Linked DNA regions of Mus musculus: all the other regions are linked to region 1. A link is a loop called in an ENCODE intact Hi-C map of the cell type or tissue named here. Cell type or tissue: left cerebral cortex. All regions are shown on one strand.

What was found. Hi-C counts contacts between places; a loop is a spot of excess contacts. Peaks named below come from ENCODE experiments on the same cell type or tissue, not always from the same donor. Only the 100,000 strongest peaks of a DNase experiment are listed, where the experiment ranks them.
Region 2: it touches region 1 in a loop (2.1-fold over the local background); 2 of 42 quality-filtered maps call a loop at or near these places.
Region 3: it touches region 1 in a loop (4-fold over the local background); 10 of 42 quality-filtered maps call a loop at or near these places.
Region 4: a loop joins it to region 1, with 2.4 times the contacts of the local background. A loop is called at or near these places in 5 of 42 quality-filtered maps.
Region 5: it touches region 1 in a loop (2.5-fold over the local background); 2 of 42 quality-filtered maps call a loop at or near these places.

Annotation. Positions count from the first base shown.
Region 1 is chr10:108,159,176-108,164,175 of GRCm38, reverse strand. It overlaps Ppp1r12a (protein phosphatase 1, regulatory subunit 12A), which reads right to left and starts at 2,078. Exons shown (of 25, transcript NM_001368736.1): 1 at 1,540-2,078. The coding sequence starts at 1,776. Gm40754 (a long non-coding RNA gene) reads left to right here and starts at 3,739. Exons shown (of 4, transcript XR_872014.2): 1 at 3,739-5,000. In left cerebral cortex, CTCF peaks have their summits at 2,400 and 2,600; DNase peaks (open chromatin) are centred at 890, 1,256 and 2,110; H3K4me3 peaks cover 3,182 bases; H3K27ac peaks cover 2,960 bases.
Region 2 is chr10:108,234,200-108,239,199 of GRCm38, reverse strand. All of the region lies in intron 5 of Ppp1r12a (protein phosphatase 1, regulatory subunit 12A), which reads right to left. Among named protein-coding and RNA genes, the nearest start is that of Ppp1r12a, 75 kb to the right of the region's middle. In left cerebral cortex, a CTCF peak has its summit at 3,085 (motif pointing left); no DNase peak of the experiment used is centred here.
Region 3 is chr10:108,086,273-108,091,272 of GRCm38, reverse strand. No RefSeq gene overlaps it. Among named protein-coding and RNA genes, the nearest start is that of Gm40754, 72 kb to the left of the region's middle. In left cerebral cortex, no CTCF peak of the experiment used is centred here; DNase peaks (open chromatin) are centred at 1,139, 1,412, 2,137 and 2,840; H3K4me3 peaks cover 762 bases; H3K27ac peaks cover 2,135 bases.
Region 4 is chr10:108,258,277-108,263,276 of GRCm38, reverse strand. Ppp1r12a (protein phosphatase 1, regulatory subunit 12A) reads right to left here. Exons shown (of 25, transcript NM_001368736.1): 15 at 3,431-3,521; 16 at 2,241-2,441; 17 at 1,861-2,032; 18 at 846-967. Among named protein-coding and RNA genes, the nearest start is that of Pawr, 71 kb to the left of the region's middle. In left cerebral cortex, no CTCF peak of the experiment used is centred here; DNase peaks (open chromatin) are centred at 2,180 and 2,917; H3K27ac peaks cover 561 bases.
Region 5 is chr10:108,037,177-108,042,176 of GRCm38, reverse strand. No RefSeq gene overlaps it. Among named protein-coding and RNA genes, the nearest start is that of Gm29685, 93 kb to the right of the region's middle. In left cerebral cortex, no CTCF peak of the experiment used is centred here; DNase peaks (open chromatin) are centred at 199 and 1,970; H3K27ac peaks cover 1,736 bases.

The DNA of each region.
Region 1 (5,000 bases):
CCTATATTTTCCTTTGGTGCCATTCTAAATTCCAGATCTGTCCTGCAGATTGTCAGGCACTTCAGCCCTTCCAGTCAGCTTTGTAAACAAAGGCTACGCCAAGCTTGATATGTGAATTTGATTAAATAAAACTTTAAATGGTCATCACTTATTAAAGCAGGAAACAATAAAAGGAAAATGCCTCCATACCATGTCTTTTTAAAAGGTATAAAGTTAACAGGCACAAAATAATAAAGTTTAGGTACAAAGTGCGGAGCCTTAGGTTTCAACCTCTGTTTTTAACCACACTATTATTCAAAATAGAGCTATGCTCTCCCACACAACCAAGAGGAGTCTGAGGGGAGCGGGAAAATTCTTTTTCACTGTAAATTTCCTAGTAATTCCAAGTTTCTTAATATGAAAATAGAAAGAATCTGTCGTGGCATCTATTACCAGCACTTTAAACTTGCTTTTCAAGCAGAACTCTAAGGGTTCTGTTGCTTTTGGCTTGTTAAAGGCAAAGCAACATTATCTCTGGATTGCCAATAGTTTCTCCTTATTTGGCTAACATTGAGAGATCCCAATCGGACTACTATAAAACTTTAACATGCACAAAGCATCCATTTTGAGAAAAGGTTGTGATTAGCTTTGGTTTTTTTTTTTTCTCTCCCCCTCCCCACCACCACCACCAAAAAATAAAAAAATAATAATAATAAAGTTTGGCAACTGTCTTTGAGGAGTACACAGTGTTTATTCCCATCTTCCCTAGCCCCGGTGTGCACTCCAGGAGCCAGGACTCAGGGATCTGTGACTGCGACCAACTTCGAGTACAGGAACCCATAGACTCCAGTTACGAGGTGGGCAAGCCCACTCGGGAAGACTTCCCTTATCAGATTCACTACCAATCCCCTCTCTTTCAGCCACTCCGGATTAGCTAATTACACCCCGTTTCCCCCTCCCCAGTGACCAAGAGTAATAAAGGAGAAAACAGGAAATCGTTCGCTCGGGGCACCCGGCTTTAAGGGTTCGGGCTTTAAGGGTTCGGGATCACTAATATCATCATCCTCATTTGTAATCAAGTCCTAAAAATGTACACCAACACCAATGCCCACCTCCAGGCCAGTGGGCTCCATCTGCCCCAAGAGTCCCTGTTAGTGGATTTTTTTTTTTCAACAACCCTCCCCGCCCCACGGTCTATCACTGACACCGGGCCTCGGCACAACCCATTACTCTCCGGCTCGGCTTGACCCAGACTACCAGACCCAGACACATGTCCACAAATGGCCCTGGAGGCCCCCAAGAGGACCACAGTCCATTCTGCCCCGCGCCCAGGAACATCGGCCGGGTCCCCCCCCAAACTGCACAGGCTGCGGGCGAGCGGCTCTGGAGGGGGGCCCGGAGCCCCGCGCCCCAGCCAGCCTCCCGCGACGGAGCCGCCCCCTCACCCGCAAGCAGGGAGTCTCCCGCCACCCCCCGGCCTCAGCCCCGGCCCCGGGCGCGAGCACCACAGCGGGCCCCGGGGTTCCGGGGTCCGGATGAGGGGACGCCGGGCACACAGACCTGGTGCAGGGCGGTGAGTCCGTCCACATTGGCGTAATTGATGTCGGCGCCGCGGTGCAGCAGCTTGAGGACCTCGTCCGTGTCGCCGCTGGAGCAGGCGGCGAGGAAGACGGCGCCATCGTCGAACTTCACCTTGGTCTTCTGGCGCTTCACCACGGGCGGCTCGAGGTCCGTCTCGGAGCCGATCCAGCGCTTCAGCTGCTCGTTCCGCTTCTGCTTCGCGTCCGCCATCTTCATCCCCTCTCCAGCCGCCGGCTCCTCTTATCGCGAGCTGGGGCGGGGGGGAAGGGGGCGGCGGCGGCGAGGGGACGCCGCCGGGGGGAGTATGCGACCGCGTCGGCGACAGAAAGAGAGAGAGAGAGAGAGAGAGGGGCCGGAGCGGAGCGGAGCCGCGAGCCGGGGAGGAGACGCTCGAGACTTCCAGTATCCCACAGAGCACTGGGGCGAGCCCGGCCGAGCGGGCCTCTCTTCCTACCACAGACGCCCTCCCGCCCCCGGCACGGCCGCCCGCCCGTCAGTCCGTCAGCCGCGGCCCGGCTGAGCGTAACTTCGCGAGATCGCGGCCGGGGAGGCGCCCTGCGGCCCAGTGCGCATGCGCGCTCCCGCCTCGGCCTGGGCCTCGGCTTCGGCCCGGCCCAGGAAGAGCTCGGGGGCCGAGCGCTGGCGGGGGCGCTACCGGAGGGAAGCGGGTGTGGCTCTGGCAGCCGGGGGCTGGGCCGCTCCTGGAAGGGAGGAGGCCGGGAAGGAAGGTTGTCTCGTCCGGCGGGACCGAGAGCTCTAGAGGCAGCCGGGTCGGGCGGCGAGGCGGGACCGGGCTGACCTGCCTGCCTCCTCCCGGGCTCGGCGGGCCGCGCGAGGCGTCTGCCCGGGGCGGAGGGTTTTCCTATTGGCTGCGTGATTTGAATGGAGAGGACACGGGTCGTGCATTAGGTGCTTGTGGGGGTTGCTCTTCCCGAGGAACTCGGGGGGAAACCCGGGCGATCCTGATGAGAGCGTTTTAAAAGTGGGGTCGGAGTCGTCTCCACGGCCCCGGTGGCATTGACCGAGGTGATCGCCTACTGGCAGGGGATGGTGACCTGCGGTTAATTGCAGTGGCTTCCTGCAAACACCCACTGCAGAAATGTCTTTCCTCTTAGGCTTGCTCAGTATTGTTGTTTTGTTTTTCCCCCGTCTTTAAGCCTGTTTTGATTTCTTCTTCCTCCATCGCTTTTCGGCCTGGGTGGCACTGCCCATGAGGGCTAGTTCAGCCTTGTTAACTGCTCCTGACCTTTTAAGGGATTTACGGTTTCAGCTCCATTGCTTTCTATGGAGTAAAGACCCGGCTGCGTCTAGAATTCAAAAGGAATGTGGACGAAGGCAGTTACTTCGACTGATATTTATCCAGTACATGTCTAAAAAGTCGTGACTTCCTAGGCTCTGAAAATACAGTAAATACGATTTATTTGAGCCCATTTCTTAAATTCTTGTGTTGCAAAGAACATCATAAGGAGATTTTAGCTTTGCCTTTTCTAAACACTCTCCCGTCCCATACACTTTAGATCTATAATGTCATAAAACCCTACCACTGGTCCTTTTTGGGAATCCTGTAGACTGTGAACCCCCCCACCCCCAAAGAAAATAGTTGCCTTGCCCCTAACCGCCTCCCAGTGCTGGGAATACAGCAGTGAAAAGTTATTTTCTTACTCTTCAGCATGTTGCCTTTCTGGTAGATTAGAATAACTGAGTAAAATATGCTGGGGGAACCACCTTATAGAACTGAATATTCTGAATTTCAATGTTAGGAATAGTAATAAAATCCAAGCTAAGATAAAACTACTTCCTTGAAACACAAAACGAGTGTGCCACACATGAAATACATCTATATCTTCATAAAATGTATTGAGGATCATACCACTAGACCTCTGCACAACAATGAGAACAGTGGTGTTTGGTACTGAATCATCATCATCATCTTCTTCTTCTTCTTCTTCTTCTTCTTCTTCTTCTTCTTCTTCTTCTTCTTCTTCTTCTTCCTCCTCCTCCTCCTCCTCCTCCTCCTCCTCCTCCTCCTCCTCCTCCTCCTCCTCCTCCTCCTCCTCCTCCTCCTCTTCTTCTTCTCTCTCTCTCTCTCTCTCTCTCTCTCTCTCTCTCTCTCTCTCTTTCTCTCTCTCTCTCTCTTTCTTTTCCAGATACGGTTTCTCCATGTAGATCTGGCTGTCCTGGAACCCACTTTGTAGACTTCAAACTCAGAAATTGGCCTGCCTCTGCCTCCCAAGTGCTGGGATTAAATCTGTGTGCTACCACCATGGAGCAGGGTCATGAATTTTCTTAACGTGAAACTATAAAATCCCTATGCACAGAATATGGCCCTCCCAATCAAAGAAAAGAATTGAGTATACTCTTACCAGCTCTCCTATCTACCTAGAGAAAACTGACTTTTCCTTGTTTTCTGAGAACATTCTGTCTATTTATTTGCTATTAAAAGTGCTCTTGAAATACACATTCATTGGAATTTCACATTTTCATTTGGGCAAGAGGACTGCAGTGGGAGATATGCCATTTCTAACTCAAGCACTTCTTTCAGGACATAAAAATAATACAAAAACAAGACAATAGTTCATTAACAAAACATAGTTAATTCCAATTCCCAAAAGCTATCAATTAAAAACAAAATAGAAACCTCAAACCTTGGGCTGTTAGCTTGTCCAGACTTCATTTGAATTTAGCTTTTTATTCTCCATAACTGTTAAGGTCAGACAGCTCTTCCTGTTGCCACCTGTACCAGCTCTGTCTTTTTAGAATTATGTATATATATATAACATAACATGAAAGATCTATAGTTCATTCAGAAATAAGCACAACACTTTATTAGAACATATAGAAAGCCACCATTTCATATTATGTTAATTACTGAGTGGTCTAAGCCGAAGTTGAAGAAATACAAATATGTCCATTTCCTAATGACTTGTATGTAAGTTAGAGTGCGGGGATTTTAGTTCCTTTAAGGCAGATGGACTCTTAAGGTGGAAGCACGTGTGTTTTAGAACCTGAATAAATGTTTACAGTGGGCTAATATAAAATATTTAGTCCCACTGATGGTGAAAGAATTGGCCAGATTCAACAGTGAACCATCTGAGCTTGCTTTGGACTCATCTGTAGCTCTGGGTCATGGCATCTCAAATCTTTTGCCTCTGAACAAGGTCAGTCTCTCTCCTCAGCCAGAGATGCCTTGTACTCCTCTAGGATGATTAGCTGTCTTCTAACTTTCCAGGTCAAGGTTTTCTTCAAGACAGGGTTTCTCTGTATAGCCCTGGCTGTCCTGGAACTCACTGTGTAGACCAAGCAGGCCTCGAACTCAGAAATCCGCCTGCCCCCGCCTCCCAATGCTGAGACTAAAGGCTGCGCCACCACCGCCTGGCCTCAGGTGAAGGTTTATGCCACATCAGGCTCTATCCCAAAGGCCTAACCTTAGCACACTGCAC
Region 2 (5,000 bases), 75 kb before region 1:
GCCTACACTCAAGCGCACCTGCACTCAACTGCACACACAAATTACAATAATAAAGGCAAATGAAGCACCACCACGAACAAAACAATTCTGTTTGTGGGCTACTCCCACGTTCAAAGTGGACCGATGTGGTAACTCTAGGATTTGAGGCCTTTTGACTTGATTATCTTCTAAAACTTGACTAAAGATGTATGGATACGTGCAGGTGTACATGCACTGTGTGTGTGCATATGCAGCAACCGCAATGATCAGTTTTAAAATTACTTCAAAGGATCATTTGTCAGTCTACTTTTATTCCCCGTGGTAACAAAATTCCCCATTTCTGCCTTAAAAGCTAAGAATTAAATTGAGTTAAAAAAAAATCCTGTTATAAAACAACTGATCCAAATTTTAACGTAGTATGTTAATTTCAATTTTGTATTTCTGTACAATTCAAAAATTTTAGAAACTCTTCTAACTTAATGCAACTTTTATCTAAAATCATATTACAGACTCAAGATCATGCTCTTATGGTCAAATAACTCAATTACTCCTTAAAATTTACCAACTCGTACAAATAAAATACCACCCTGAACTTTTAAATTGTAATTACATTTTTGAAGCAGTTAAATAAGAAAGGGTTCTTTTAATAACCAAGGAATTTCTCTTTTAATAGTTAGAAACGGGGTTCCCTTACTAACCTTTCTTTTCATTTTCTCCTTTCATTAATGACTCTGCTTTGCAAACAGCAGCTCATAGAGAATGAAAACTCAAGTAAAATGTGGCCTATACACAGAGAAAAATTTCCAATGTAAACTGCACACCTCTACCACCCAGCCACACGTACCAATCACATAACCACGACTGTCATGCAATCTGAAAGACACTAAGAAGCGGAAGGAGACTGAACACTGTAACTCTCCCCACGGGCTCTGGCTTCACTACTGGGACGCAAGCACAGGAAAGCAGCTCAGTCAGGTAGAGCAGCTGGAAACAACCAAGGACGCAGTGATGAGACACTGGGAAGTAGGAGCTCGTGTCAAAGCAAGGGAACAGAACAAGCTGCTTGAACATCAGTTCAATATACCTACAAGTTAGCGAAGCCACAGATCTAGCAAGAACATGGCTTGATTTACTTCCCCCTCGCTGCAGTTTTTTCTCAGCTGTTTTAAATGAATTGCTTTTGCAGACCTAATTCTTTTAGTCTTTGGTGGAACTAGTAGTGAAGGCAGCTGGTACAGAACTGATGATGCTTTCCATCGTTCAGATGGAAAGCCCGAGTGTCTAGCTGATAGAGAACGGGGAACATGATCTAGCTCTGTACTGCTGGAGCCTTTAATTTGATTTCATAGCAAGAAACAACGAGGTCAGGCAGGGTCATAATGGAAAACAAACACCACTGCTCAGTAGTGGCAGAAACACTTAAACCTGCACAGCATCAAGCTAGTAACATATTCTAATCATTGTGCATTAACAGAAATTCCAATAAGAAAAGTATTATCCTTGATATTAAGGAAGAGACAATAGGTACATACTTGTAAAGAATTATTTTAATAAGCCAACAAAGCAAAATAAAAGCTTTTATATTTAAAATCAATATTAAGAGCTAAAATGATAATTTATAGTTTGCCAACAAGTTAAAAAGTTGAGAAAAAAAATTCTATTTACTTCTAGAACATCAACTTCCATGTAGGAGTTTTTATTGATTGTATAGAATTTATACATTTCTATATTAATATTATTTCCACATATCATATATTCCTTGTGTATGGTTTGAACATGCATGTTGGCGTGTGTGGAGGTCCTAACCTATGTTTCTGACTGTTAGTTAATTCACATAAATACTCATAGTACTTAAGAACATTTACTTTGTTTTCAAAGGTTTGGTTAAAAGAGTACTAACAAATGGGACATGTTGAGATGACTCAGAGGTTCAGACCACTGATTGCTCTGATGGGAAACAAGCTCAAATTTCAGAACTCTCATGGTGACTCAACTATCTACAGCTCCAGTTCCAGAAATTCCAACTACTTCTTCGGGCCTCCTTGTACTCTGTGCATACACGTGTACAGACAAACATGCAGCAGAGTACCCATGCATAGAAAATAAAGGTAATTCTTTAAAAGGCACTAACTAAAGAATGAAATGACATGATAAATTCATATAGTAGGCTTACACAATTGGCTCAAAATGAGTTTTTTCTACTTAAATATAAGATATGCCAAGTATGGGGGTTCACCTCTATAATCCTGGCAGTAGAAAGTCTATGGTAGAAGAGAGGTCAGCCTAGACACAGTGCGTGGAAGATAGTCTTGAGCTATTAGAGAAAACATTTTCTCAAAAAGAAAGAGGTTCTGGAATTGGTGTCACATGCCTTTAATCCCAGGATTTGGGAAGCAGAGACAGGCAGATCTCCATGAGTTCAAGGCCAGCCTGGTTTACACATTGAGTTCCAGGACAGCCATGCAGAAACCCTATTTAAAGTAGAGGAGGGGGAGACAAACAGATACACCATGACATACTATTTTTTTTTAATTAGGTATTTTCTTAATTTACATTTCCAGTGCTATCCCAAAAGTCCCCCATACTCTCCCCCCACTCCCCTACCCACCCACTCCCACTTCTTGGTCCTGGCGTTCCCCTGTACTGAGGCATATAAAGTTTGCACGACCAATAGGCCTCTCTTTCCAGTGATGGCCGACTAGGCCATCTTCTGATTCATATGCAGCTAGAGTCATGAGCTCAGGGGGGAGGGGGTGGGGGGGTGGAGTGGGGGGTGGGGGGGTGGATACTGGTTAGTTCATATCGTTGTTCCACCTATAGAGTTGCAGATCCCTTTAGCTCCTTAGGTACTTTCTCTAGCTCCTCCATTGGGGGCCCTGTGATCCATCCAATAGCTGACTGTGAGCATCCACTTCTGTGTTTGCTATTTTTAAGTCCAATCAGTAGAAATAAAGCAGACTGATTAGCGAGATGGTACTGTTGCAGGGGCTGGAGAGATGGCTCAGTGGTTAAGAGCACCAACTGCTCTTGCGAAGGTCCTGAGTTCACATCCCAGCAACAACATGGTGGCTCACAACCATCTGTAATGGAATCTGATGCCCTCTTCTGGTGTGCCTGAAGAACAGCTACAGTGTACTCACATACATAAAATAAATAACTCTTAAAAAAAAAAAAGTAAGTACTGTTGCCTTGCAGAGGCCCTGACTTCTGTTCCCAGCATCCACACGGTGGCTCACAACCATCTCTAACTCCAGTCCAGAAGACCTGACAACATTTTCTGACCTGTGCAGGCACCAGGCATGTGTGTGGTGTACATATATACATATATGCAGGCAAAACATTTATATATATATAAAATAAAATGAAAATCTAATAAGAAAAAATTAAGCAAAAAGAAAAAACAGAGAAGACAGTTTAACTCACAAAGGAAAGTTATGTAAATATTGAATTCTTTAATAAAAACTTTAAAACTATGATTAAATACAGTACAAAACATTTAGAATTCTATCTTATGTCTATTATAATGTTTTTAAAGTCTTACATTTTTAAAATAAATTATTTACGATAAGAGTTTGAATATTTTATAAAAGAAATATTGGTACAAATAAAAATAAACATTGTAGAGAAACAGAAAACTAAAGAAAACCCCTCACAGGGAGGCTTTAAGGAAATCATTCAGTACACAATCTCTGGGGAACTGGTGAGAGGGGAACATTAAATAATAGATCTGGAGAGGGTGGGACAGGACAGAACACGTGACACACTGATCTCAAAGTCATGTATAGAGAGCCATTAACCACATACAAGTTTATGCTGATTAAAGAAACTGCTCTAATACTAATAAGAAAACTCAATGTTATGAAATAAAATGATTTTATTTTCTTGTCTCCCAATGCATAATTATGAGTTATACCTAAGAAGAAAACAAATACAGGCCAAAGGCAAAATTAAATTATTTTTCTCATACAGATTATGTACTAAATATGTCTAAGGAGACCACCAATCCAGCCAGGGAAAGAAAATATGCTCATAATCAGAAGTTATATATTCTTTTTGGAAAACTATTTCAATCCATTAAAACAAAACAAAACAAAACAAAACAAACAAACAAACAAAAATCAAAAAAGCTCCTACCCCTCCCCTCTAGTGTTCTTGGAAAGTCACTGATACTAACTAAATCAACCAATTATCAGCACTAGCAATGTGAGTGAATAGGCAGTCTGTTAGGATACTGGAGGAAAGCTGAAATGCAGGCCAGAGTTCAGATGGTAATAGACAGAACACATACTTTAAGCTTTCAATTGTGAGTATGTGAAACCTGTTTACCAATATGGAGTAGAAGACTAACTAGCATTTCTGGTAAAAAGATACTGTTAGAAAGGGAAAAGTGATCCAAAAAATTTGGTAACTTAATTCTATAGAAATATGATGTATAGCACAGCATGTATTTCTTCCCTCATTTCCTTTATCCAATTATGGATCATAAAGTAAATAATTTACTCATTGAATTTTCTTATAAACGCTGAACCTCAATAATCTCTTTTCACTATCCACTGCCACTTAATCACTGTGTGCAGGCTATAAGAATATCTATCATAGCCAGGTGGGGTACTGAAAGCCTGTCATTTCAGTACTTGGGAGCTGGAAGCAAGAGAATCAATACAAACCTTAGCTACATATGGAAGGTAAGGTCAGCTTTGTATGAGACCCTGTCTCAAAACCAACCAACCAGCAAACAAGCCCAAGCCCTAAAGACTATCAGAAACACCCTGGTACACTGTTCTAGCTTCTACAGACGACAGCAAGCATTTACAGACACACATAGTTTCTTAATTTATGTATATCTAAAAATATAGTAGGTATGCAAGAACTCAAATGCTTTGCACAAGTATGATACTTGTACGATTACTCAAAGAATCCTAAACTCTGTTTTCTGCAGAACAGAACCATAAACAACTCATATGGAAGATAAAACTGCTTAAAAGTTAGTAAGTGAATTAATGATGGACAGTAGATAGAGA
Region 3 (5,000 bases), 73 kb after region 1:
ATAGATATAGAGGCACTGTACAAAGGGAACCACTTGCTCTGGCTAGGACTGGATCTTGATTTTGATGCACGTAGAGGAAGTAGAGGTATGTGCTGCATTTAGAGAAGTGTGTGTGTGTGTGTGTGTGTGTGTGTGTGTGTGTGTGTATCTGTGCACTCACACCATGGTGTTTGTAGAGGTATGGTGTGTATATACTCACACCATGGTGTGTGTAGAGGTATGTGTGTGTGTGCTCACACCATGGTGTGTGTAGAAGTCTGCATGTGTGTATATATACTCACTTACACACTCATAGTGCATGTAGAGGAGAGAAGATACTCAAGTCAGTTCTCTCCTTCTTCCATATGGTTCTTGGGCATCAAGCTTGGTGGCAAATGACCTTGCCTGCTGAGCTATTATCTCACCACCTCCCAATACCCTTTCTGACATGGATTTGTAGTAACATAATCAGTTAACATATTTATTCTTTTGTCGTTTTGAAATAATTTATATAAGAAAGAAATTACCTGTTCTGTAAAATTTTGGGAGCACACATGGGAAACCACTTGTAAGTAGGTTCTTTTTTTCCCCCTTTAGTTTAACTTGAGACAGTTTTTACTTGTTTTAAATTGCTCCATGGTTATGACATATTCCTGTTTTATTATATATAAGTATACTGTAGCCATCTTCAGACACCCTAGGAGAGGGCATCAGATCTCATTATGGATGGTTGTGAGCCACCATGTGGTTGCTGGGATTGGAACTCAGGCCCTTCGGAAGAGCAGTCAGTGCTTTTAACTGCAGAGCCATTTCTCCAGTCCCATATTCCTGTTTTCTATTTTAACTCCAAATTTATTATTTATGTCTAGATTTTAGGATTTACTGGCATATACTTTTTCTCAATAGTTTCTGATCTCTGCTGTAATTCTTTTATTTTGTGTCATTGAAAAAGGGTGGGCTATACTTTTCCAAGTGCAGGAAGAAAATCAGTAAGCGCAGGATGCAGGGCCCTCTGTGATCACTGTGGTCGTGGGACCTGCTTTTGAGGGATGAATACTGAGTCAAAATCTCTGCTGCTGGCGAGAGTCCGAAATGCATCTTCTGGTGCACCGTCCTCTGTTTTAGTGTTCCCCAAGGTACTGCTCAAGAAAACTGCCCCCACCCACCAAAGAACCAGATAGTAGGTACTTTAGGCTTCTGCAGGCCTTACGTTCTCTCTTGCAGCGGTATAACTCTGCCGCTGTATTGCAGTAGCCACCGGCAAGCACAGGCAAACACAACTTAGCCCCTGAGTCTGCTTTTACGGACCCGGAGATCTGTATTCCGTGTACTTTTCACATGCAACAGAATATTCTTCTTCCAAAAGAAGTCTTGACTCTTTAAAAACAAAACAAAACAAAAAAAAGCAGTCTTAGCTCCCAGGTCAGACAAAGTCTGGCAATGGGCCAATTTGTCCCACAGTCCAGAGTTTCAATTCCTTTTCAGTTGGAAACCACTTCAAAAACCTGGTTCCCAGAGGGAGGTAAAATGGAGCAAGGCCCCTGACTGACCCACAAAGGATATCCGGTGTTTGGGGGGGTGGGGGTGGAAAAAGAAAATTTGTTATTTTAAGCCACTACAGTTGCTTTCTAAATTACACCCTAACCCAGCTTAATCTAACACACCAATTCTGCTTTAAAATGATAAGGCGATAACAAATAATGAGAAGACATAAGTCGGTGGGATGAAAGGAAAGGGGAGGGGTGCTGAGGGCCGGCCAGGAGTTGAGACTGATAGTTTGAGAGCTCATTAAAATTCTGACACTTCATCTGTCTCTCTCTCTGAAAACCGTTATCTTTAAACCCTGAACATGTACCTACTTACATGGCTAATAACGTAATTATTCCTCTCTTGAGGACCTCAGAATGTTGATAGCGACCATAAGAAGTTAGGGCAGGATTTTAACATAGATCTGCAAACCTGCGTCAGAAAGTCAGCCAGGCCAAAATAAGGAGCTCTGTTAAGACATTCCATCAACAAAAATATCTCTTCTCTCTCTGCCATGGCAACTCCAAAATAGTAAAGAATATGCAATATGCTGTATCCTTGTTTGAACCAGGATGCTGACACTCAACGCAGCCAGCAAGTGTCTATTTTGGTGGCAAAGACAGGGCCATCGCTGAAGAGAGATTGGTCTGATCCCAGAGTATTTGTGAACACGATCATTTGTTAGTGACAGAATTGAGAGACAGGCAGTGTCCTTCTGCCGTTGGGCTCAGGACTGTGCGTTTATCCTGGGTATCTGGAACTGCTGGAGCCTTGATGTGTACACAGTTGGTAGTTGTTAAATAACCTTCCCACGCCCAACTCCCTAGATGGGCCAGAGCAGGAAAGAGAAGAGATGGCGGTGCCTAGAGTCGCACTGGTCAGAAAGCCTCTTGCCCTAGAAATGTCGGCGGGGAAACGGTCCTTATTTGATCATTTCTGGGGAGAGGGAAACGAAAATAAGTTGTGTGCAGAATCTCTCTCTAACTCCCTCGGGGCAGCTGAGTGGGAGAAAGAGACTCTTTGGAAAACTTACAGTTTATTCTTACCAAACAATGTCAGCTCTAAGAAGTGGAAAACATTTGGAGAAAGCGCAGTCATGAAAAGCATTATTGTGTGAAGTTCAGACTCTCGGGGGAAGAAAAGGTGTTCTGTTTAAAAAAAGAAAAAAGAAAAGAAAAGAAAGAAAAAAGTTCAGACTTCGCTTCTTGCCTTGGAAATCCTCTGGGCTACGGGATGATTTGTTTGAAGGTGGCACTTAAATATTTAAATGTAGCAGGCCCTATGTGTTTGGTTTCTTTGTTTAACTGGCGCATACTTTCCCAGCTATGTAGTGACTCCTGTGAAGTGTGCGGCTGTTCTATATTTATGTGCTTCAGCTCTCCAGAGAATTTGGATTCTGGCCTTACGTGTGTCCTGTGCTGTTCCTTTACAGCAGCAGGCACAGGTCCTCATAGATGGGGGTGTATGTATAGTTTTATTTTAAATACGTGAGTATATAGTGTATGTGTGAGGGAATGTTTGTGTGTGTGCATGCACATACATGTGCATGCACGTGGATGTCAGAGGTCAACCTCAGGTATCCTCTCTATCACTATCTATCTACTATCTATCTATCTATCTATCTATCTATCTATCTATCTATCTATCTATCATGTATGTATCTTTCTATCTACCTATTATCTATCTACCTACCTATTATCTATCTATCTATCTACCTACCTATCTATCATCTGCCTGTCTATCTATCTATCTATCTATCTATCTATCTATCTATCTATCTATCACCTGCCTACCTATCATCTATTATCTATCTATCTATCTATCTATCTATCTATCTATCTACCTATTATCTATCTATCTACCTATCTATCTATCATCTGCCCGTCTATCTATCTATCTATCTATCTATCTATCTATCTATCTATCTTTCTATCTATCTATCTATCATCTATTATCTATCTATCTATCTATCTATCTATCTATCTATCTATCTATCATCTATTATCTATCTATCTATCTATCTATCTATCTATCTATCTATCTATCATCTATGTATCTTTCTATCTACCTATTATCTATCTACCTACCTATTATCTATCTATCTATCTACCTACCTATCTATCATCTGCCTGTCTGTCTATCTATCTATCTATCTATCTATCTATCTATCTATCTATCTATCTATCTATCACCTGCCTACCTATCATCTATTATCTATCTATCTATCTATCTATCTATCTATCTATCTATCTACCTATTATCTATCTATCTACCTATCTATCTATCATCTGCCTGTCTATCTATCTATCTATCTATCTATCTATCTATCTATCTATCTTTCTATCTATCTATCTATCATCTATTATCTATCTATCTATCTATCTATCTATCTATCTATCTATCTATCTATCATCTATTATCTATCTATCTATCTATCTATCTATCTATCTATCTATCTATCTATCATGTATGTATCTTTCTATCTACCTATTATCTATCTACCTACCTATTATCTATCTATCTATCTACCTACCTATCTATCATCTGCCTGTCTATCTATCTATCTATCTATCTATCTATCTATCATCTATCATCTATCTATCAACTATCTACTGTCTATCATCTGTATATCTATCTATCTATCTATCTATCTATCTATCTATCTATCTATGTATCTATCATCTGTCTATTTATTGACATGGTTTCTCACTGAACCTGGAACTCAACAGTTGGTTAAACTGGCTCGTCAATGAACTCCTGTATATCTATCTATCTATCTATCTATCTATCTATCTATCTATCTATTTATTTATCTATCTATCTATCTATCTATCTATCTATCTATCTATCTATCTATAGATACTCCTTTGTCTCTGCCCCTACCACCAGACACCCAGTGCTAAAGTAATGATGTGGACCATCATGTTTGGCTGTACATGCATAGTGGAGATATAAACTCATGTCACTACATGTTCATGCTTGCAAAACCAGGACTTTATATGCAAGACAGAGCCATCTCCCTAACTCCAAATGTATTAATATTATATTTCCAAAGTCCACCTTTATTGATGCCTGATTAAAAACAACAAAAAAATATAATTAGCTGTTTGTACAAATTCAGAGATTTCAGAGAATTTCAAGTGTCATCTCTGTCTTTTTATTTTGTTTTTAAATGTGAATATTCGGTGGCTGCTGGGCAAATCTAATTATTTAAGCAACAATCCCTTAAGTATATGGGTTCTTTGGGCAAGGCCAGTACGTTATCGGACGCAACAATTGTCAGTCAGTGACATGACATAGCCATGAAAAAAAGGATTTAAAAACAGCTAGCTGATTTTTGTTTCAGAAACAATGAAAAAATGTTTTTTGAAGAGAAAAGTCCTTAGTGTTATCTTCCCCTCCCCTCCCCCAGTGAATGGTTTTATACAGAAATGGGCTGTTGTCTAACAAGGGTTTGGCTACCCAGGCTCCCTGTTGAACAAACACATTATTCT
Region 4 (5,000 bases), 99 kb before region 1:
AGAATGACAAAAACTGAGAGAAAATATGACTTTGTACTGCCATTTTATGCTGTCATGAAACTATACACTTACTAATTATGTTTCTAGATAAACTTCATTTTTGGATTGAGACTCTACATCTATTAATAACAAAGCATTTATTTGCCTAGAATGTATAATGTAATCCTCATCTTGCCAAATAAATTACTAAAAATTAGAAAAACTACCAAGAAGCTACATTTAAAAATAATTTTGTTCCCTTAAAACTGTTATATTAATAACAGTTATAATATATATGTATTAATATTCACATTAACAGTGCCACCCCACATTATTCCATTTGCTAATAAATAACAATATTAGGGTTATAATCTGAGATCTAGAAAAAGAAATTTATTTACTTGTGGTACTGGGAATTAAGCCTACAACTTTGCACCCACTGGGCAAGTGAGGCCTATAACCCTATGTTGAAAATTTTCCTTTTCGCAGGATGACTGTAATCTTGCATTGTTTGAAAAAAACAGGTTCTTTTATGTACACTTATAACATAAAAATAAGATTAATGTACAACACGGAAAGCATTTTTCTTTGAAGGTCTATTAGCATTTTAAAATAATGTGTACACCATAACCAATAGCCATTTTAATTATTCCAAAATTGGAATAAAATTTCTGATTCAGGTAGTAAACACACACACACACACACACACACACACACACACACACACACATCTAGCTACTTGGTGACTGTGTTTATAAAGCATTAAAAACTCAATAGACTGCTGATTTAAACCATGTATCCTCTCAGCAATGTAAGGAATTGTGAGCAAGTACTTCTGGGAGGTAGTGTTTCTAAGAGGGCCTCACATCTTGTGTCCAGAAGGAGACTCCAGTAGACCGTCGCTTTTCTCTGGGTCGCCGTCGTTCTCTGATTGACTTAGGCTGTGACTTATCTTCCCCTTCTTTCTCCTCTTCTTTTTTCTCTCCCTCTATTTATGGATTACACAAACGGCATGATTGCAATTTATCCTGACAATGTTTTTACAAGCATACGTCAAAACAGCTCTAGAGCCGGCTGGATGGTGCAGTGGGAAAACAGAATGCTGCCAGGCCGGGGACCCACGCAGCGGAAGGACAGACTCTGACAAGGCACCTTCCGACCTCTGCAGGTGTGTCATCGCACTTACACACACATATGCCCCCGCCTAGCATGTACAAAATAAATAGTGCTCTAATTTTGTTAGCCTCTTTTGTAAAGCTTAGATTTCTTCAATTAAAATAATGTTTGTCCCCATCAGTACTCCTATATGTATATTTGGTATAAACTTGCATTTTAATTTCCCATTATGGCACACGTTTAATGATCATGAGAACAAATTATCTCTACATTCTTGGTGTTCAAAATAAACCATCCGTAGAGACATATTTGTTGTGTAGAAAATGGCTGATCGGCTGATGGGCAGGCAGGCTCGTCATTGTTAACAAGTTACTCGCAGAACTCCCGTGCAAGAGGAGAAAGCACACAGAAGCACACAATGGGCCATGTAGCAGTAGCCCTGTTGCAGCCTCCAGCCTCCACCATGTCTTCTAGCACCTCACTGCTATCCTAAGGGCAGATGCTTTCTTCTGAAAAGTTATCTTTCATTAAATGCAAATCAACATAAACACGTTAGTCTTAAGATGTCCGTTTCTCATCTGTAAATGGCCTCTGCACTGCAGGATTATGAGGACTTTGAATGTGCTAGCAATGCAGACAGGAACAGAACACTAACGACTGCACACTGTTTCTGCTCAGCACATCAGCTTACGATGGACGTCAGCTGCATTACTAATTAGAGAGACCGGCTCTCAGGATTACTGGAAAGAAAAGGTGGTTTCTTACCTCTCTCGTTTTCTTTGGCTAATCCCCGGGAGTAGGCAGAGGTTATACCTACAAGACTGTTTGGCCTGTTGAGCTGACTTGAGGCATAGAGTGTGCTGCCTAGAGTAGAGAGTGAGGACGACGACGGAGCGCTTGAACTTGAAGTTGACACAGGTCTATAACGTGTGTAAGTCTGGGAAGCATTAAAACCCATTTGAAATATTAAAGACACATAAAACACAAACTGATTTCAAAAGAACAATATCGTTCTCATCATGCCAAAGCTGTCAGACTCCAGCCTACGCCTCTCATGCACGCCACACTGCTTATGAGACCATACATCTCAGCACTGTGAGAACGCTAAGAGCCAAGCAGACCAGCTGTGCTGCCCACAGCATTACCTCATCGTATGTTCTTGAATACTTTTGTTTATATTCATCTTCTCTAGATGCTTCTGACTCCTTCTTTTCTTCTTGTTTCTCTTTATCCTGCTTTTCCTTTTCTTCTTTTTCTTTCTCTTCATTTTCTTGTTCTCTGGTTCTCGTAGAACGACTTCTTCCTATTGTTTTTTCAGCTTCCTGAAGATCAGTCAGTGTTACCCCCTGCACTCAAAAAAGGCACACATTGTGATGCCTATTAGTGGCCATTTAAAAAGAGCACTTTACAAGTTGACACAGCAAATATGAATGTTATTTTTACATAGTGAATCACATTCATTTTATGAATCACAATAATCATAGGAATTGGGGAAGTTATAATTATAGGTAAGAATCTGTATTCAAAAACTAACAAAATAGTAAGAGATGGAAAAATCTCAATACATGTATCTAATTTTAGAAGAGGAAGAGTCAATCTATAGAATTTAGATAATACACTATATGCATTCATTTTCACACATTAACTCGAGGTTTGACACAATCTTCAGTGTTCAGGTTGGACTCCTCAGAACAGGCTGGATGGGAAGTAGCTTAGGACCCAGCAACCACACCGCTTTACAGGCCAAGTCCAAACAGCTGAGCCCGTGCTACTGAGATCTCATGAGGAGGAAAGGCAGCCATCATAATCACAATGAAGAGTAGGAAGCGAGTTAGTAACTAGCCAGAGAGACACTTCTCACATCTCCCATCTGCTGTTTTCTATACTGAGCACTAGGCCTCTTCTCCATCATCACTACACATTCATAAGACTTTAATAATCATAAGGTACCATATGGCTGGGTGGCAGCGGCAGGGGGATCGTTTGAGGCCAGCCTGGTCTACAGAGTGAGAGTGAGTTCCAGTAGAGCCAGAGCTACACCGAAACCTTGTCTCAAAAACCAAAAAAAAAAAAAAAAGGGAAACCTTATAATACATGCTAACACCTATGAATATGTTCTGTGCCAAAAACCAAATTAGGAATAGGGGATTAAAAAAACAACATTCAAAGAGACAAAGGATACTGATTAGATGTAATGTGATACCTAAAGTATATACACAAAAGCTATAAGAGGATTACTACATCATCCTTATCTCTTCTGATTTTTCCCCCAGAGTGAAAATGAAAAACCCACTTATTAAGTATATGCTCTCTATATTGTACACATTAGATATACCTGTGTTGACCGTCTAGACTGTCTTGCTTGTCTAGATCTTGCTTTTCTTTGGGATTCAGACTCTTCGTCCCTAACAGGAGTGAGGTATGACCTACAGTAATAAATAAAAAACTGTTAGTTGGAGAGTCAATATTTATGAGTAGAAATACTTATCAATGTTTGTGATTAAAACAAGCAAGCACAGTTTTTAATGGGTTAAAAAAGTATCTTCAGAAAATGTTTGTACCTGGCTTTGAAACTCACTAATGCAATTATGACCATTCTCATTCAATCTTTATTTTATGTGTATAGGTGAATTATCTATATGTACGTCTATACTACTTGCCTGCCTGATGCTTACATGACCATTGGGTCCCTCTGGGAGGGCTATGAACCACCACGTGGGTGCTGGGAATTGCAACTGGGCCTGCAAGAAGAATAAGTGCTCCCAACCACTGAGTAAGCTTTTCAGCTCATTTCTTTCTGAACAGGAACCAGTTATACTTAGTATAGCATGTTGACTTCTCCCTTTCTATATTTAATGGTCTTAATTTTAAAGAAGCAATGAGAGGACTGAAGATTATGTTTTACTCCATTAAAAGAGATAAGAGATACAAGCACTTCATTGGCACAGAACCAATTCACAGGAACAGAGAGGTTGACTCCAACCTCTAAGAATCACCTCATTCCATGTTACCTCTCTAGTGGCCCACAAGTCCACTACTAGCGCTGCCCACTTAACAAGCCAAGTTCTGTTATTTTTTATTATATAAAAAAGGAAAGGAGGGCTGGACATGTGGTGGCCCATGTTCTTAATCCCAGCTCCTGCAAGGCAGAAGGAAGCATTTCTCTGTGTGTTTGAGACCAGCCTGGTCAACAGGGCTATGCAGAAAGAGGCTATTTCAAACAACCGAACCAAACCAAACCAAAAAACAAACAAACAAAAACTGGGAGTGAAGGTTTTATCTTTTCTATAACTAAAATATTTTTAAGTACATCTTCCTTCACAAACCTGACTCCAAATCCCTTATGACATCCATTTTGGCCTGTTTTGCTTTGCTGTAACAGTGTTAAATGACTTGTGCAAATGTCTGACTTAAAGTCTTTACTGTAAATGTCGGAATGTCTGCAATGACATGGGGACACTCTTCACAGTCCTATTACTATTTACAGTTAGAGTAGAAATCATAGTTTTGTCCACATTTTGAACAAAACCCTAGGAATTTCAAAAGGAGACGAAGCTTTGCCTCTAGTAGCCAGGGTTACTTGGGGTAGTTCCACCATGACCGCTTTTGTCACTGAACTCAGCTCTGTCTGAAGACATTACAGAATTCTCTACTTTCTCTGTAAGGGTTAGTGCACCCCCGCCGTGCTCTCCAAGACCAGTTATGGTCTAGCCAGCTTTCTTTACTTGAATGCTCCTCTTTACAGGGGCTCTGTCAGCTTTCCTGCTCACCTCAGCTTGTTAGTCACTGTTCTTTAACAAGCTCTGCAGTCAGCTGTGGGTTTTATGCTGTTTGTCTCTCTTCTACGAGCCCTTTAAACTCAGAGAATCTAGTAGCGCAGATTCACACTCCATCTGCAGTGGGTT
Region 5 (5,000 bases), 120 kb after region 1:
ATAACCAGGACATGCTCTTAGGCTTGTGATATTCGTCCTCTGGACAGAGACATCAGGCTTGCATAGGGAGTTTACACAGTGCTGTTTAGCATGTCCTGAATTTTTACCTGACCTAGAGCCTTCTTCTGCCATGACTTTCTACTTGGGTAGCTTTTTACACTTCCCTGTACCAGGGTAAGGTAATGCCATTCATTTTATTCTGCATTGTCATCGTAAGTGGTGCTGTGTTACATAAAAGTACATTCCCACATACATTACACACAGAGACCATATGTTTGAAGGTGTGGTTGTACCTATTGTTCTGATTCGTGGCAACTTACTCCATATGATATTTAAAATGCTTTTTCCAAAAGGGGAACACCACCACAGAGTTACTGGTTTCTAAGACCAACCCACTGCATGGGAGATGTTTCAAGAAAATGAAACATCAAGCAGAATTAAAGTTGAACCATCAAACACGGTGAATCTCTAATAACACGGCTTTTGACCGGATTTTCTGTTGACTACAAGTTCCAGGGGTCCATTCAATACAAGAAAAAGGAAAAAAAAACCTACTTTTGTTACTTATTTAGGAACTAAAAGCTGAATTACAATGTTTTGAGAAAGTTTGGCTTGATGACAGAAACACATTAGGTTTTTTTGTTTGCTTATTTTGTCTTTTTAATCCTTCTATATTACTGGATCCAGAGGAAACTGAATGTTTTTTTTTTTTTTTTTTTTTTTTTTTTTTTTGAGCCATGGAGACTTGTGCTTCTCTTACATGCGGACTTAGCGTCTTTCTTCCCCGAAGTTCTGACAGTGTTCCTTCCTCTGCCTTACTATTATCGTGTGTTTAAAGTCCTAGCCCTCTGATCTCTTTTTCCCATCTGTCACTTTACAGATCAGCTTAGCTTGCTCTCCTGAGCTTCCAGGATGCACTGGAAGTTTATGATGAGATTCTAATTGCAGTAGTTATTTTTTAAAAAAAGTCCAGCTATTTCTGTGTGTGTTCCTACTCTCTCTATTGTAGATTACTGCTGTTATTACTGAATTAGAGTCTAGTTGACCAAGAGAGCAAGGCATATCCTTTGTTTAGACTTTCTTAGGTATCCAGGACAGGGCACGTAATGTGCTTGTGATATTGGCAACTATATGATAGATTGTGTAGTTAATGGAATTTATTTAGCCCTGCTCAGAATTAATCTACCGCAGCTCTAGGGACCCAAGAGAGACCTCCTCATCTCTCTCTTCTCTCCTCAAATTTAGCACTGTGTTTGATCTTATTTGAACTTCTAATTTCTAACTCCTATTAAGTTTGATATGTAGCCAGCACTATCAGTATTTCTCAAGAACTTGTTACACCTGCAGACTCTTAGGCCCCTCTCTCATCTCAAATTATATTCTTGATATTATAAAAAAAAACCCAGTCCTTGAGAAACACAATCCTAGTATGCTGCCCCAATCTCTCCTTTTCTCTTCTTCCCTTTCTCTTCTTTCCTGCTCCCTTCTCTTCTTTCTTCCTTTCTCCTGATTTTGGGACAGGGTCTCATATGCCAAGGCTGATCTTGATCTCACTTTATTGTGGAGAATGATCTTGATTTCCGGTCATCTTCTTACTATGTCACGGGTGCTGGAATTACAGGCATGTGCCATGTGTGGTTCTGGGAATGGAACCCGGGATCTCTTACATGTTATGCAAGCCCTCCAACCAAGTGAGCCCTCATCTTTTCTTGTCATGTGCTTATCATCCTCTGGTGGAGACCCCACAGCCCATTGTGTGAGTAACACTCTAAGCCCATACTCCCAACTCCTGAGGATGCATGAGTGTCTTCTCTCAGCCTTGAGCAGCAGCCTGGAACAGTCACAAGCATGGCTCACTGGAGCAGACAGGTGCCAAGACACTCAGCTCATCCAGCACCTTGTCTCAGCCTGCCAGGGTCTCTGTTTCCCTGGCAAGTCTTGTCCTCTCTGCAGAAACTGTTTTGTGAAAATTCTGCATTCTATTCAAATCTCATGTTTTCCTAACTCCTCATTTTAAACAGATGAATTTTCCTCCTACTTCCTGAAGAAAATAGAAGGCATCAGATGGAACTCCCTTGGCTTCTTGCTACCAAGCCCATACTCCATCCAAACCCATGCTCTCTTCCCTTTGTTTTAGCAAATGGTTATCAGCTGATCTCATCACCTATGCTTAGAATCCCATCCCCTCATCATAGGCAACTCACTCACTTCTTCCTCCTCAGTGGTCTTCCACTCTGTTGTTTACCAGATATCTTCATGGTTTCATTGTTCCCAGTTACATGTAAGCCTATTTGCTCTTCTCCCATCTCAAAGACAACTTTTTTTCTTGAAAACCACATTCCTTTCAAACCCCCTTTTGTGTTTTCCTCCCAAGAGTTCTCATTATACAGCGAATTTCTTTTCCCATCTCCAATTCCAACATCCAACTTAGCTGTTTCTCCTAGCTGGTAACAATGCTGGCCAAGGTCACCAGTGAACCCTGTGATTTAAATACAATGGACACTTTCCATTTTTTTTTCTGGGTTCCCAGCATTCTTGCCCACTCTTCTCTCTCTCTCTCTCTCTCTCTCTCTCTCTCTCTCTCTCTCTCTCTCTCTCTCTGTGTGTGTGTGTGTGTGTGTAATATGTGTTGTGTTCATTCTAGCATCTAAGACACCATGCCATCCAGACTTGCCTTCTTGCTTTCCAGCAATTTCTTCTCCTTTACAGTTACCTTTCTCTAAACATAATAGTCAGCACTTTGCTATTTCCATCCTATACTTCATTAATTTACTTCTCTAGACTGGTTGTGATTGAGATTAAGTTTCAAATCCACTAGATTTATTATACTCAAGGGGCTGGTAGAGAACGGCTCAGTCCATAATGCACTTGCCTTACCAAAATGAGTTTGATTCCCAGAACCCACCTAAAAATGCTAGGTGTGATGGTGCATCCTTGCAATCCTACTTCCAGGGATGTGGCGACATTAGGAGCCCTGGAGTTCCACCGCCAGTGAGTCTAAGGTAATTGTTGAGCTCCGTGCTGCTGAGGATTATGTTTCAAAAGAGGTGGGTGGTATTCCTTAGGCTCAACCCTGAAGCTGTGGTCCAGCATCCATGTACACATGCATGCACATGCGTGTTCTTCTGCGTGCACATGAACCAATTCTCATGTGAGAATGTGCTCATTCTCACACATGAACATGTACACAACCATGTGTATTAAAGAAAAAAAACCCCATCAGTGTCCGTGGAAAGAAGACTAGTAAAGGAGAAAGGAGTTGAACTTAGAAACAGGTCCTGCAAAGCTTTGGTCAAAGCAGCAGGTATTATGATGGGAATCACCTGTCCATCCTTCAGTAGACTCAAGCATCTTTACCTTTTCGTTGCTGCCTTGTCCTTTGCCAGAGGAGGGATGCAGGAAAGGAATTTCTTGTGAAGAGCCTTAGAGATGAAGTCTCTCCACTAATCTAATACTTCTCAATTTCGGCATCAAATCTTTTATTGGAACTCCTTCCAATACTAGGATCTGTGTGCTATATCTCTCTATAGGACATGCATTCCATTTTATATAATTTTATTTTATTTTATTTTTTTTTAATTTTATTTTTGGTTTTTTGAGATAGGGTTTCTCTGTGTAGCCCTGGCTGTCCTGGAACTCACTCTGTAGACCAGGCTGGCCTCGAACTCAGAAATCCGCCTGCCTCTGCCTCCCAAGTGCTGGGATTAAAGGCATGTGCCACCACACCCGGCTTATTATTATTATTATTATTTTTAAAATCTATGACTCAATTTTTAATCAGTTGACTGATAAATCCTGAACTTACACTCAGACTTTTGTGTTCTTCACTCTTATACCCAACTGCCTAGTGGAAATCATTATCTGGACATCTCAAAGGATCAACATGTCTAAACCACATCAATCAACAAAGCTTGCCAGATTTCACTCTTACATTTCCCTGAAGTCCTTTACTTTCCTTTGTCCTATTGCCACCATTCTAGCACACACTACTACTTTCTCTAGCCTGGGCTCATGCACAGTTATCCTATTTGTTTTTTCCAAGGTCCCCTCTTTCCCTTTCCTACAGTTTATCCTCGGGTGGGCAGTGTAATGCTTTCAAATGCAAGTTAGAATACTCAGATTGCTTTTGCGAGTAAAATCCCTTCGGTGATTTACCATGATTATTTTGGGATAGAGGCTATCATAACTTTGAAGGGATTTTCAGTCTGTGTTCCCGGACCATTCTAATGTAGCTCCTCTTTCGTTCAATTCCTATAGTCCAGGGACAATGTTCTCTGGCCCTCCCCCACCCCTGGAAAGTTAGAATTATTGATGGGTCTTGTAGGGTCTCACAACACCATTTCCTTTGTTAGAAATAATTGCCTCCCCTTCTCCAGCTTGATAGTTTTTTTCAATCTCCATTTATTCTTACCTTAGGCCTCCATTTCTCAGATAAGAATTTTAGCCTGACTCTTACAGCATTTAGCTTTAGTCCTTCCTTGCACATATGTTAGGATGCAAGTGTATACACATGCACGATCATTTAAGTAATGTTTGACTTCATGCAAGTGCTCTTCATGAGTATAGAAAACCACTTCGATTTTTTAAAGCCATCTCAATGTTTGACACTGTCCCAAAATGTCTGCCAACATATATTTATTAAATTAATGAAACCTTCTAATCTAGAGCACCTGATAGCTTTGTTAGCCCCCATTCAATATGGAGTTTAGTGTGCAAAACTATCGTAGGCTATTTAACAGGCTCTTGATTCAGCCTATCTGTGAAAGAGATTGAGTTGTATCTGAATAAGCTCAACCCATGCCAATCTTGGTTTAGAAGGTAGAGGTGATTCGTTTCTCAGAAGTTTGGCATAGTAGGTCTCAAAAGAATGAGGGCTCATGCCTGCTTTAGACCTCTGACTGTTATGCATATTGATTAAATGACCCATCAGTCTCTGGTGAATTTATGAAGAATAAAGACCTACTCAGATTGTGTTTCCCTGTTTGGGTGCAGTGCCATTC